3 separate regions of the Homo sapiens genome follow, and all the other regions are linked to region 2. The links are chromatin contacts, found by Hi-C or POLR2A ChIA-PET in ENCODE. All regions are on one chromosome and are shown on one strand. Each heading gives the region's core, a stretch centred on a gene start or an enhancer-like site at or near the end of the contact. The rest is flanking DNA. Distances are from core to core; before and after follow the strand shown.

The links. A loop is a pair of places that touch in the nucleus more often than their neighbours do. ChIA-PET counts read pairs that join two places held with the same protein, here RNA polymerase II (POLR2A). Pooled maps may share reads with other maps.
Region 1: a pooled map shows a loop between it and region 2 (3-fold over the local background). The contact joins the promoter of NEMP1 here to the enhancer-like site in region 2. A Hi-C loop is called at or near these places in 6 of 50 pooled maps. POLR2A ChIA-PET finds 5 or more read pairs at or near these places in 2 of 52 experiments (A549 and GM12878).
Region 3: a pooled map shows a loop between it and region 2 (9-fold over the local background). The contact joins the promoter of STAT6 here to the enhancer-like site in region 2. A Hi-C loop is called at or near these places in 7 of 50 pooled maps. POLR2A ChIA-PET finds 5 or more read pairs at or near these places in 4 of 52 experiments (Caco-2, H1, Panc1 and 1 more).

The regions. Positions count from the first base shown.
Region 1 is chr12:57,077,349-57,081,620 of GRCh38, forward strand. It overlaps NEMP1 (nuclear envelope integral membrane protein 1), which reads right to left and starts at 1,443. Exons shown (of 9, transcript NM_001130963.2): 1 at 1,271-1,443. The coding sequence starts at 1,397. RefSeq lists enhancers at 998-1,247, 1,368-1,417.
Region 2 is chr12:57,278,343-57,282,768 of GRCh38, forward strand. R3HDM2 (R3H domain containing 2) reads right to left here. Exons shown (of 24, transcript NM_001394031.1): 14 at 2,016-2,188. Among named protein-coding and RNA genes, the nearest start is that of STAC3, 29 kb to the left of the region's middle. RefSeq lists an enhancer at 1,438-2,637. Within about 2 kb of position 1,994, at least 19 of the 41 ENCODE cell types and tissues checked have a DNase peak (open chromatin) inside an H3K27ac peak, as active enhancers do; they include GM12878, where a contact is called at or near this core.
Region 3 is chr12:57,109,935-57,113,931 of GRCh38, forward strand. STAT6 (signal transducer and activator of transcription 6) reads right to left here and starts at 1,428. Exons shown (of 22, transcript NM_003153.5): 1 at 1,195-1,428. It overlaps LOC124902946 (a long non-coding RNA gene), which reads left to right and starts at 788. Exons shown (of 2, transcript XR_007063334.1): 1 at 788-1,907; 2 at 2,023-2,945. RefSeq lists enhancers at 554-1,501, 1,502-2,447 and a silencer at 2,487-2,646.

The DNA.
Region 1 (4,272 bases), core at 193-2,692, 200 kb before region 2:
TTAGCCGGGCGTGGTGGCGGGCAAGTGTAATCCCAGCTACTCAGGAGGCTGAGGCAGGAGAATCATTTAAACCCAGGAGGCGGAGGTTGCAGTGAGCTGAGATTGCACCACTGCACTCCAGCCTGGGCAACAAGAGCAAAACTCCATCTCAAACAAACAAACAAACAAAAAAACAAAAAAAGAATTTTAAATTACTTGGGAAAATTATTGTACTACAAAATCAAACGAGAAAACTATCTCTGGTAACGACTGGCAGCCTCCAGGGAAGAGAACTAGAGTACTAACTGGATACAAATTATCAATTCATAAAAAATTAAAAATATGTGGAAAAAGATCAGAAGAAAGTGTGCTAAAATAGATTGCTTCTGAATGGATTAACAGTGTGGTTTCTGCCTGCTTCTTTATACTTAATTGTACCTTGCCAAATCATCTAAAATAAACATGCATTATTTGGCCGGTCACGGTGGCTCACACCTGTAATCCCAGCACTTTGGGAGGGCCAAGGCGGATGGATCACGAGGTCAGGAGTTCGAGACCACCCTGGCCAACATAGTGAAACCCCATTTCTACTAAAAATACAAAAATTAGCCGGGCGCGGTGGCGGGTGCCTGTAATCCCAGCTACTCCGGAGGCTGAAGCAGGAGAATTGCTTGAACCCAGGAGGCGGAGGTTGCAGTGAGCGAGATCGCACCACTGCACTCCAGCCTGAGTGACAGAGCTAGACTCCATCTCGCGGGCCGGGGGCGGTAAGGAATCAAGGTTTTACAAGAGCAGAAGATAGTAGAGATCACTGCATTTCTGTCAACTACATCCGTTCTGCCACCCGTGCCCTGCGTCCTGACAGAGCATACGCTCAGATGGTGTTTGCTGATTTGCCGAATGAATGAGATGGTCCCTTTCCCGCGGCTGCTCTGCCTGCCCAGAATGGTCCCCAGGTTTTCTCGCTTTTAACCAAGAAACTCAAGGCTTCTGCAACGAGACACAGCCCCCAGGACTGCTTCTCAACCAGTCTAGGCCTCCCTTCCTGTCTCCGCCAAAAGGCTTCAGGCTCCTCCCCACTCTGGAAGCTGCCCCAGCCCGCTTCAGGGCCCAGACCCTCAGTCCCGACGCCCACTAGCCTGCCAAGTTTCTTCCACCACACTACGCCGGCGGCCCTCGGTAGAGCCACCGCCCTTCTGCAGAGTAACGGCCCGCGCCCTCGGGACAATCCCTTTTCCAAAAATAACCCCCTCGGCACCTGCCCCCTTGGCAGCTGCTGCCCGGGCGGTACCTGTGCCGTAGACCAAGCAGCCGGAGAGGATCAAGAGTAGCCGCACTGTCCCACCGCCCCCGACTCCCGAGCCCCAGGGCCCGGGACCAACTGCCGGCGAGACCGCCACTTTCATTCCTCCCGCCATGGTTGCCTCAAGCCACCTCCTCCTCACGTGCCTTACCCCAGCAACTAACTCCGAACGGGCAACGACAGCAGCCTATCCTCTACGAAACCCGCCCCTATCAACCAATGGGATGGGCAGGGCTTCGAGCACCCAGCCCTCCAAGGGCCCTATGAGTCCCGCCCCTTAGCAACTGAAGAGAGAGGGCGGGAAAAGCAGCTTTCAGCCTATTGGAAAATGGGTTCTCACCCTAGCAGTGGCGACAGGAAGATCCCACCCCGCTAACAACATGCTTCCGTCTTCAGTTTATTTACAACTGGTGTGATTGATGGTAAGTTTAACCAATAGAAAATCGGAATGGGAGAGGCCTCCTTGACCAAACTCGGTATTTCCATAGAAGCTGTCTGAAGTTCCTTCCGTTTTCTTTCGGTTACTTTTTATCACGACCTTTCTGTTATGAGACGCCTACAATTGAGATCGCTTTATGAGTAGGACCCTGATAGGACGATTTTTAAAGTCGACTGACAAAAGTGTGGTTCTCCAAAGTCCTAAAGGATTTAAAATAGAAGTCACAAAAAAGTGTGTGTCAATATTTTATAAGCATAAACATTAGCTTTTAAAAATGTATTCATAGGATTTTTATTTTTGGAAGTAAAATTAATGTTAGGATTAAGAAAGATTCATTTATTCCTCTTATCATCTTGTGAGACAAATATAATTCTCTCCATTTAAGAAGCCAAAGCCAAGACAGCCACAGGAACCTGCCCAAGATTTCATAGTTCATCTGGTCTGTGATCCCAACCTAAATCCTACTGACTCCAAAGCCGGAGTTATTTATATGGATTAGCTGCTTCCCATTCAATGATTTAACACAGGGCCCAGCAGAGATCCAGGTGTTCAGAAACTGTTAGTAGAAATTGAAACTTTTTTTTTAAGAGGATCTGATGGTGATGGGTAGGAAAACTACAGATGATAGAGCCAAATGAATTGAGGAATTCAAGGAAGGGGGCATCTCCTGGGGAAGGTTCAAGCTTTCAAAACAAGAATTTTTTTTTTTAATGTTTTTAGAGACAGGGTCATTCTCTGACACCCAAGCTGGAGTGCAACAGCACCATCACAGCTCAGTGTAACCTTGAATTCCTGGACTTAAACCATCTTCCCACCTCAGCTTCCTAGATAGGTTGGGCTACAGGGATGCACCACCATGCCCAGCTATTTGTTTGTTTCATTGTTGTTGTTGTTGTTGTTGTTGTTATTGAGACAAGGTCTCCTTCTGTAACCCTTCTGGAATGCAGTGGTGTAACCACAGCTCACTGCAGCCTCGAACTCCCAGGATCAAATGATCCTCCCACTTCAATCTCCCAAGTAGCTGGGACTACAGGCATGAGCCACTATGTCTGGCTTAATTTTTTTTAATTACTTTTTGTAGAGACAATATCTTGCTATGTTGCCCAGGCTGACCTCAAACTCCTGGCCTCAAGTGATTATCCCACCTTGGCCTCCCAAATTACTGAAATTACAGGAGTAAGCTACTGCACCTGGTCTAAAACAAGGACCTTTTTAAAAGTCAAAATGGGCCGGGCATGGTGGCTCAGGTCTGTAATCCTAACACTTTGGGAGTCCGAGGCGGGTGGATCAACTGAGGTCAGGAGTTCGAGACCAGCCTGGCCAACATGGCAAAACCCCGTCTCTACTAAAAATACAAAAATTAGCCAGGCATGGTGGTAGGTGGCTGTAAGCCCAGCTACTCAGGAGGCTGAGGCAGGAGAATCCCTTGAACCCAGGAGGCGGAGGCTGCAGTGAGCCAAGATCGCCCCATTGCACTCCAGACTGGGTGACAGAGCAAGACTCTGTCTCAAAAGAGAAAAAAAAAAAAAGTCAAAATGGGCTGGGCATGGTGGCTCATGCCTGTAATCCCAGCACTTTTGGGAGGTTGAGGTGGGAGGATCACTTGAGGCCAGAAGTTCGAGACCAGCCTGGCCAACACAGCAAAACCCTATCTCTAATAAAAATACAAAAATTAGCCCAGCATGGTGGCAGGTTCCTGTAATCCCAGCTACTTAGGAGTCTGAGACAGAAGAATTGCTTGAGCCCAGGAGGCAGAGGTTGCAGTGAGCCGAGATCATGCCACTTCACTCCAGCCTGGGTGACAGAGCGAGCCTCTCTTGTCTCAAAAAAAAAAAAAAAAAGTCAAAATGGGGCTGAGCTATGGGCAAGAGAAGAGATTTCATTCTCAGAAGGAAAAGTCTAGGCCAACAGTGCTGATATGGTCATCCTGTATTTCACACACACACTCCCTCAGCTGACCTAGGGAAGTCAGCATCAATCATGTTGATACTATGTACCCTTGATAACATGAGATGAAAATGGCATTTTAACTCTGTGGTTTTCCTTCCCAAAACCCATAACACCACTCTAATCTTGAGAAAAACATTAGACAAATTCCAATAGAGGCATCCTACAAAATACCTGACCAGTACTCCTCAAAGCTGTCAAAGTCATCCAAACATCATTATGGGCTTTTTTGTTTTTGTTTTTTGAGACAGAGTTTCACTCTTGTTGAGCAGGCTGGAGTGCAATGGCACAAACTTGGCTCACCGCAACCTCCCCCTCCCAGGTTCAAGCGATTCTCCTGCCTCAGCCTCCCAAGTAGCTGGGATTACAGGTGTGTGCCACCCCGCCCAGCTAATTTCATATTTTTAGTAGAGATGGGGTTTCTCCATGTTGGTCAAGCTGGTCTTGAACTCCCGACCTCAGGTGATTTGCCCGCCTCGGCCTCCCGAAGTGCTGGGATTACAGGCATGAGCCACCATGCCCAGCCCATTATGTTTTTGAGAACTAAACATAATGTGGTGGTCTAGATGGGATCCTGGAACAGAAAAACACATTAGTTTAAAAA
Region 2 (4,426 bases), core at 744-3,243:
CAGTCCCAAATGGTTCTTTTATCTCTTTATTCCTCTCCCACTCTTGCCGTCTCGTCTGTTTCTAGGTATGAGATTATAGGTGGAAGATGCAGGCAGATGGGAGACTAAGAGGGAGAAAAGGGAGCAAGACTATTAAAATACACATTTTAGGGAAAAAAAAACCTAGAAAATATTAGGACCTTGGAAAAGCAAGTCATACACATAAAAAACACGGTAGCAGATGACAGAAGGAGAAGCATAGTTTACCCACTTACAGGTTTGAATTAAGACACAGACAGAGAAAAGTACACATACAAGGACACTATGCTTCAGTAGGGAGCAAGGTAAACTGAAGTGAACGAGACTTACTGGGGTAGATGGTGGTAGAACAAGAAAGTTAGGACTATAGAAAGAACTGACTTAGACTAAGATAGAGGACTGCAATGACTTGCATGCAAATTACATTTAGACACAAAGTAGGATTTCCTAGATCTTCACTGTTCTTTGTTTCAGCTTCATTTCACAATATTTGAGATAGGGCAATACTGGGCCATTCTGGGGTCTTTGCACTCTAGTTTCTAGTTCATGGGGTATTAGTGTTTGGGACTTGCTTCTTACACCTAGGGAAGAAATATATCTAAGGCCAAGCTGGACTAATAAGCAGAGGGATGAGGGAGCCTGGGAGGTAACATGAGAATGTAAACTACAGCAGAAAAGACTGCAGACACATGGGCTTTCCAGCTACCAGAGAATACTTCAGGATAAAGTATGGGGCTCTCCTCAAAAAGAGCTCTATTCGTGTGAGAAGGGAGTAAGTGAAGATCTCAGCACAGCTCTGCTCGGAGTATTAAGGTGACTTTTTTTTTTTTTTTTTTTTTTGAGACAGGGTCTTACTCTGTCGCCCAGGCTAGAGAGCAGTGGCGCGATCTCGGCTCGCCGCAACCTCCGCCTCATGGGTTCAAGCGATTCTCCTGCCTCAGCCTCCCTAGTAGCTGGGATTACAGGCACCCGCCACCATACGTGGCTAATTTTTGTATTTTTAGTAGGGACCGGGTTTCACCATGTTGGGCAGGCTGGTCTTGAACTCCTGACCTCAGGTGATTCACCCGCCTCAGCCTCCCAAAGTGCTGGGATTACAGGCTTGAGCAACCATGCCTGGCCTTAAGGTGACTTTTAAACATAGTCACCTTAATGACAATGGCCAGGCATGGTGGCTCATGCCTGTAATCTCAGCACTTTAGGAGGCCAAGGAGGGAGGATCACTTGAGCCCACAAGTTTGAGACCAGCCTAGGCAACATAAGCAAGACCCTATCTCAAAATAATAATAATAACAATACATTTTTTAAAAATTAAAAGAAAGAAATAAAACAGAATACTGAAGTTCTGGTTTAGAACAGGACTGATTCTTAGGCTAATGACCTTCCTGGTCTCCACAGATGCAAAACTTCACTTAAACTCTAGTTGGTACCAACATTTACCAGTCCAGCAACAGAAGGAGAAGGATACAGCCCTTTTGAGTCATGGAAAACAAAGACACATTTGGAGTCTTTGTGTTTCGTGGCATATGTATGGAAGGGGTCTTGAGTGTTATTTCTTTTTTCCGCAAACCCCAACACATAAATAGGTGTTTATGGGTCCACATAGTTGGTCAGATGATGGTGGAAGTTATAATCTTTTCAAGTTCCAATATATAGATGTAATGGAAAAAAATGCCTTGTTAATTACACATGGACATAGAGGGAGATGGGGTACAGTAGAAATGTGGTATGAAATAAAAGATTCTACTGACAATGTTCAGGAAGCAGAGGAAGAAATATAAAGCAAAAAACCCCCAAGCTGACTCAGTAGTTATTTGGCAAAACCTTTGCTCAAGGTTCTTCTTTCCCTACAACTAACAAATGAGAAATGGGGGAGAGAGTGGCATGTCTCCAAAAACTGATCCTTCCTGCCACCCACAGCACAAGAGACATGACGGTACATCTAAAGTTTGCTTGAATCAGAGTGGAGAGGACTCTGACACTGAGTGGTGACTCACCTGTGAGATCATGTGATTATTCAAGGGTGGCTGTTGCTGAGGCGTGGGTGGGAGAGCAGGAAGTTGCTGCTGCTGCTGCTGCTGTTGCTGCTGGGCAGTACAAGGGAGAAGCCCCCGGACAGACTGGGATGAGGTGACCTGGTTGCACACTTCTGGGGCACCTAGTGCCATACCTAAGGCAAAGAAGAAACCCACAAAAAGTTGTAAGCATAAGCCACGAACACATTATCCCTGGAAGCTTAGTCAGAGGGCTCTACTTTTTCTTTGCCTTTCCTCTTTATTCCCTTTTGTCCCCTCCCCCACTGTCTTTTGAAGATTCACAGATGAGCACAGATGCATTTCAGCTGCCTTGCTGATGCCAGTCCTCCTCTTTGCAGGCTTCTGCTCCCTAGGGACAGGAACCACCTTGACTGTCAAGTTTGGTTATGAAATTGAACAAAATGTGAGGCTGCTGAAGCACCTCCCCTGAAGTGTCTGGAATCTGTCCATCAAACTTAGATAGCTGAAAATATAAATGCTTACTTCCTGGGAAGGCACAGATTTTTGGTCTCTTAAGAGATCCGTCCTTTTGCTAGAGAGAGAGAGATCTGTCTTCTCTTTGCTTTCTTCTCAATTTGCAACATCTCTTATAAAAGTTGCTGAGGGCCGGGCGCAGTGGCTCATGCCTGTAATCCCAGCACTTTGCGAGGCTGAGGCGGGTGGATCACCTGAGGTCAGGAGTTTGAGACCAGCCTGGCCAACCAACATAGTGAAACTCCGTCTCTACTGAAAATATAAAAATTATCCGAGCTTGAGGGTGGGCGCCTGTAATCCCAGCTACCTGGGAGGCTGAGACAGGAGAATCGCTTGAACCCAGGAGGCAGAGGTTGCAGTGAGCTGAGATCGCGCCATGACACTCCAGCCTGGGCGACAAGAGCGAGACTCGGTCTCAAAAAAAAAAAAAAAAAAAATGTTGCTGAGAAAACTTCAAGCATACACATAACCTTTATCCAACTCATTTCCCCATTTCTAGGCTCTCCAAGGCATGAACTCATTCAACACAACATACTTTACTATGTGCCAAGCACTGTATAATGAACTAAAGACATAAAGATGAGTGAAACACAGTCCTTGCCCTTAACAGCACAGGAACTTTTTTCTTTTTTTGAGACAGGGTCTCACTCTGTCGCCCAGGCTGGAATGCAGTGGCACGATCTTGGCTCACTGCAACCTCCACCTCCCAGGTTCAAGCGATTCTTCTGCCTCAGCCTCCCAAGTAGCTGGGATTACAGGCACCCACCACCACGCCCAACTAATTTTGATGTCTTTGGTAGAGATGGGGTTTTGCCTTGTTGGCCAGGCTGGTTTCGAACTCCTGGCCTCAAGTGATCTGCCTGCCTCTGCCTCCCAGAGTGCTAGAATTACAGGTGTGAGCCACCATGCCCAGCCAACAGCACAGGAACTTCTGATGGGAGATAGACATCCACATGACAATTATAATCTGATAAGGATAAGGAATACATCAGTGATATCGACAAAGTTGCATGAAAGCAAAGATGAGGAAGCAAAAACTCCTGGGAGGGTCAGGAAAGGATTTAAAGAGGGGTCAGCAGGAAAGCTGGGGTTGAAGAATGACAGATGCTTATAAGACCAAGAGGAAACAAAGCTAATGCCATATTCAAGAAATGGTTGGTTGGGTGTGGTGGCTCATGCCTGTAATCCCAGCACTTTGGGAGGCTTAGGTGGGTGGATCACCTGACATCAGGAGTTTGAGACCAGCCTGGCCAACGTGGTGAAACCCCATCTCTACTAAAAATACAAAAAATTAGCCGGCCGTGGTGGCGGGTGCCTGTGATCACAGCTACTCGAAAGGCTGAGGCAGGAGAATCGCTTGAACCCGGGAGGCGGAGGTTGCAGTGAGCCGAGGTCGTGCCATTGCGTAACAAGAGCAAGACTCCATCTCAAAAAAAAAAAAAGGAAAGAAAGAAATGGTTGGAAAGAAGGAAAGATCTGGAAATTAGACAGCAATGGCAAACTGGAGTCAGGAAGTTATGCTATATTAAGTAATTTGGATTTTACTATTCAGGTGAGGATGCAGAAACGAACATTTTTAAAAGACTACTGATGAGTTTAGATCTGTTTTAGATTGGCAAACTGGCTCTAAAAAGGGCTAAGCAACCAGATGCAATGGCTCATGTCTGTAATCCCAGCTACTTGGGAGTCTGAGGTGGGAGGATCATCTGGGCCCAGGAGTTCAAGGCTGCAGTAAGCTGTGATGGTGCAACTGCAATCCAGCCTGGATAACAGCAAGACCCCGACTCTTGAAAAAGCAAAAAAAAAATCATAAAAAGAGCTGAGAATGGAGTAGAGATATCAGTTTGGGCGCCAGTGTCATAATTACATAAAAGAAAATAAAAGTGTGGATAAAGGCT
Region 3 (3,997 bases), core at 178-2,677, 170 kb before region 2:
TCTCACCTCTCCCAGGCCTCTCAGAGGGATGGAAAATGGAGAGGTCCCTTCTCTGGACGTTTCTGCTCCAAGACCTTCATGCCCCTCTTTCCTCCAGTGCCCACTTACCCCAGCTCTTTTCTCCTCAAGGCAGAATCCTTACCCCTCCTGCTCAGGTTCCTCCAATAGGCCTTTCTCTAGCCCAAGAGAGAAAGGTCCTCTGGAGTGAGTGGGCACCGCTTTCCTCTGCATCCCCTTGCAGAGTGACCAGCCTCCTGGCATGGCCCTGGCTAGAAATATCCAACCCCTCTTCTTCCCCAGCCATCAGGAGGACACATTTCTCCCCACCCCAACCCATAACAAGGCTGGGTCGATTGGCTTGACCAGGACAGGGGCACCTTTTGTCTTCAGCCCCTTGAAGGGGAAGGGAGGGAGGAGCCACGGCGTGAGGGGCGGGGCCAGTGTTACCTCCCAAACTCAGAAGGGAAGCGCAAGGTCTGGGATCCTCGTCCGCCCGCTTGGTGGCCTAAACTCGCTTATCTCAACCCCTATCTGCCCGAGTCCTCTGATTGTGGGACCACAGGATCGAAAGTTAAAACAGCTTCTCTGAGTTGCCCAATGCGTGAATGTGGCGGTGGGGGCAGGCGGGGAGGTGGAGCCAGTTCAGCACGAGGAGGGTTAACTCGGCGCCGCCGCTGGGAAATCTCAGCGTCTACAGCAGCCAAGCGTGGAGCAGTTTTGAGGGGGAAATTCCCCCTCGTCTGGGCCACCATGAGGTCTACATCTGGGGCTTGCTCACGCCCCAGCCACACCCTTGAACAGGAACCTTTAGTGGAGGGCAGGATAGGGGTTTAACAAGGATCCACTGCCCTCTGGCATCAACCTTCCAGGGAGGGGCGGCCACTTCCCCCGACTCAGGGCAGAGGGGCACTCCTTCACCTCCTTTCCCTGACTTTCCATGGCCCTGGGGGTGCAGGGGTGAGGCTGTGAAAACGTGACCCATGGGGGAGGGGAGTACTGAGGCCTGGACCCTCCCAGATTCCTCCAGGAGTTCGAAACTGCTAAAACCCAGTGCCACCAGCCACCAACACTAGCTGAAACCATCTCTTGGGGACCATCCACCCAGCCAGGGGAGGATCCCGAGAGCTCCCCCCACGAATCCACCCCCATGCACTCATAGAGGCCCCCGCACCCACCTCGGAGGCAACCCCTCACCTCGGCAACCCCTCTGCTGTCTTCTCCCTTTCTCAGCGGGCACTTCCAGGCCCCATAGGTCTGTAGCTCTGTCCAGCGAGTTCAAGGCTGGCCCTGCTAGCACCTCCCCCCTTCCACCACCACCACCAAAAAGAAAAATAAGATAAAGCACACACATACATACACACACACACACACACACACACACACACTCCTCTCCCGTCCTCCCTCTTCAGTGTAAGCAGTGGCTGCCCCAGCCCGCTGTTTCCGGCTTCTCCTTCTACCCAGGTCCCTCCCTGGAGCTCTGACGACACAGAGAAGAGAAAGTGGGCTGGAGGAGGAAGAGGAAGAAAGTGGGGTGAATATGTGTGCCTCCTGTGCCGAGTGGGGGAACACGTGGGGGATCAGGACTGGGGTCCAGGCCTTGGAGCCAGGCTTGGGGGGAGGCTGACCCCCACTTACTCTGTCCCCCTCAAAAGCATCAGCTTTTCTCCAGAAAGTCACCCAATATCAAACAGAGATTTGCCACCCCTAACTGCCTGGCTCCCAAACTCAAACTCTGCCAAGGGCTGGGGTTTGGACCCACAAGGGACTGGGCTCCCCAGGGCCTCAGGAAAAGTAAATCCCTCTGGACTCTGCGCTCCCTCCAGTGGAGGACCCTAAAAAGCCGCCAGGGAGCTCGATGCCAGCCAACTCCTAGGTCCCCCTCCCTTCCGGCAGGGAACGCCTTAGAGGTCGGTCTCGTGACCACTGACGGGAGGGAGTGGGGGAGGGGAACCCTCAGCTCAGAATTCTGGAAGACTCTAGGAGTCCCTTGGACTGAAGCTGGTCTTTGCTCTCTCCTCACAGGGCACCCCTCCTGAGACTGTGGTGGGAACCAGCACAAGCCGGAGCTGCTGCCTGCAGATTCACAAGGGGCAAGTTTGAATACGAATCTGCTGTGTTCCTATCTGCCAAGTTCCTATATGTTTCTGGGGTAAACACTGAGACACGCCAAGAAACAAACACACACATGCACAACTTCCCTGACCACAAGACTACACACACACACACACACACACACACACACACGTGCAGGCAGGCTCACAAACAGAGCCCATTGCAATCACAACACCACACACACACACACACACACACACACACACACACACACACAGTCTTGCTCAACTTCTGAGTCATCAACATAACTAGTGGAGGGTTCTGCAGTTTTTGCTGGGGGAGGAGCTGGAGGAGACCAAGGGATCCAGAGAGGCCTTTACTCCCGGACACCTGAGAGCCCCGGTGTGTGGAAGAGGTGGTGTCTGAGGGGCGGTGGGAGGAAGTTTCTACTCCCCTCCTCCCTCCCATAGCAGGGGCTGGGCTGAGGGGCCAAAGCTAGGCCTATGCTGCCCCCTGGTGCCTGAATTGATTTCCAGAACCAGCTCCTCCTCCTCCATCCCTTGCTACCCCGCAGGTCTGTACATGAGTGCACGTGTGTGGACCCAGCCAGGCAGCAGAGGGTTTGAACACAGCAAAATATAGCAGTTAAAAGACTGGACTGTGGATACAGGCTGCTTGGGTTCAAATCCTGCTAATGCTGCTAACCACACAACCCTGAGCAATTTACTCTGTGATTCATTCTCGTCATCTGTAAAATGGAGCAAATAAGTCTTAACCCATAATGTGAGAATAAAATGCAGTAAAACATCTGAAGGCTTAGAACAATGCCTGACACACAGTAACTGTCAGGCACTATTTTTATGGTTCATAATAAACCAGGTATGAGGAAAGGAGAAGGGTCTCCATCCTACATAGAAGTCCCCAGATTTGGGGGTCATGTTACTGCCAAAAGGATATTGAGGGTGTATGTGCGTATGTGTTTGCTGTGTCTGCAGGACAGTGAATGGAAGAGAAGGGAGAGCAGGGGTGGAGGTGGCAGGCAGGGACTCTGTCCATTGGCTTGTCCAACAAGCCATGCTAGGATCAAGGTGTGTGCACATACGTGTTCACGGCACACGTGCTTTGTATGTGCTCCCGAGTGCCCACTCTGCCTGCAGACATCCACAGACAGTAGGTGAAGCCAGGTTTCACCATCTAAGGGTGTCAGAGCTACAAGTCCCCAAAGACTTGGAGAGGAGGAGGGAAAAGAGTAAATGTGATCTCTGACTTTGGCTCCTTTTAGGGGGTAGGAAGGCGAGGAGCAAGTACTGGTAGAAAAATAGTATATATTACTCCCTCTGTAACTGACTATACCAATGGGAACACTGTGATGTAAGGGGAAAAAACAGAATTTAGAGGCAAATCTGGCTTGGGTATGACTCCATTTAGGAGGTTCACAATCAGGTGTCAATCCCTCAAATGAGAATAATAGTTATACCTACTTCAACAGAGTCTAGGCTAGGGTAAAGTGCCTAGAGTATGAAATTTAAGGAGATACTCATCTTCAGATTGTACAATTGCAGGGTCTGTCAGACCTTCATTAATGACATCTGCACCTGCATGACTGTGAGGGTGACTGTATCACCCTCCCCTGGACCTTGACATCCCATTGAGTGGTGGTAAAGATTGCACAAGAGAGGCTCACGCCTGTAATCCCAGCACTTTGGGAGGCTGAGGCAGGCAGATCACAAGGTCAGGAGATTGAGACCATCCTGGCCAACATGGTGAAACCCCGTCTCTACTAAAAATACAAAAAATTAGTCGGGCGTGGTGGTGCGCGCCTGTAGTCCCAGCTACTCAGGAGGCTGAGGCAGGGAAATCACTTGAATCTGGAAGGCAGAGATTATAGTGAGCCGAGATCAAGCCACTGCACTCCAGCCTGGTGACAGAACAAGACTCCGTCACA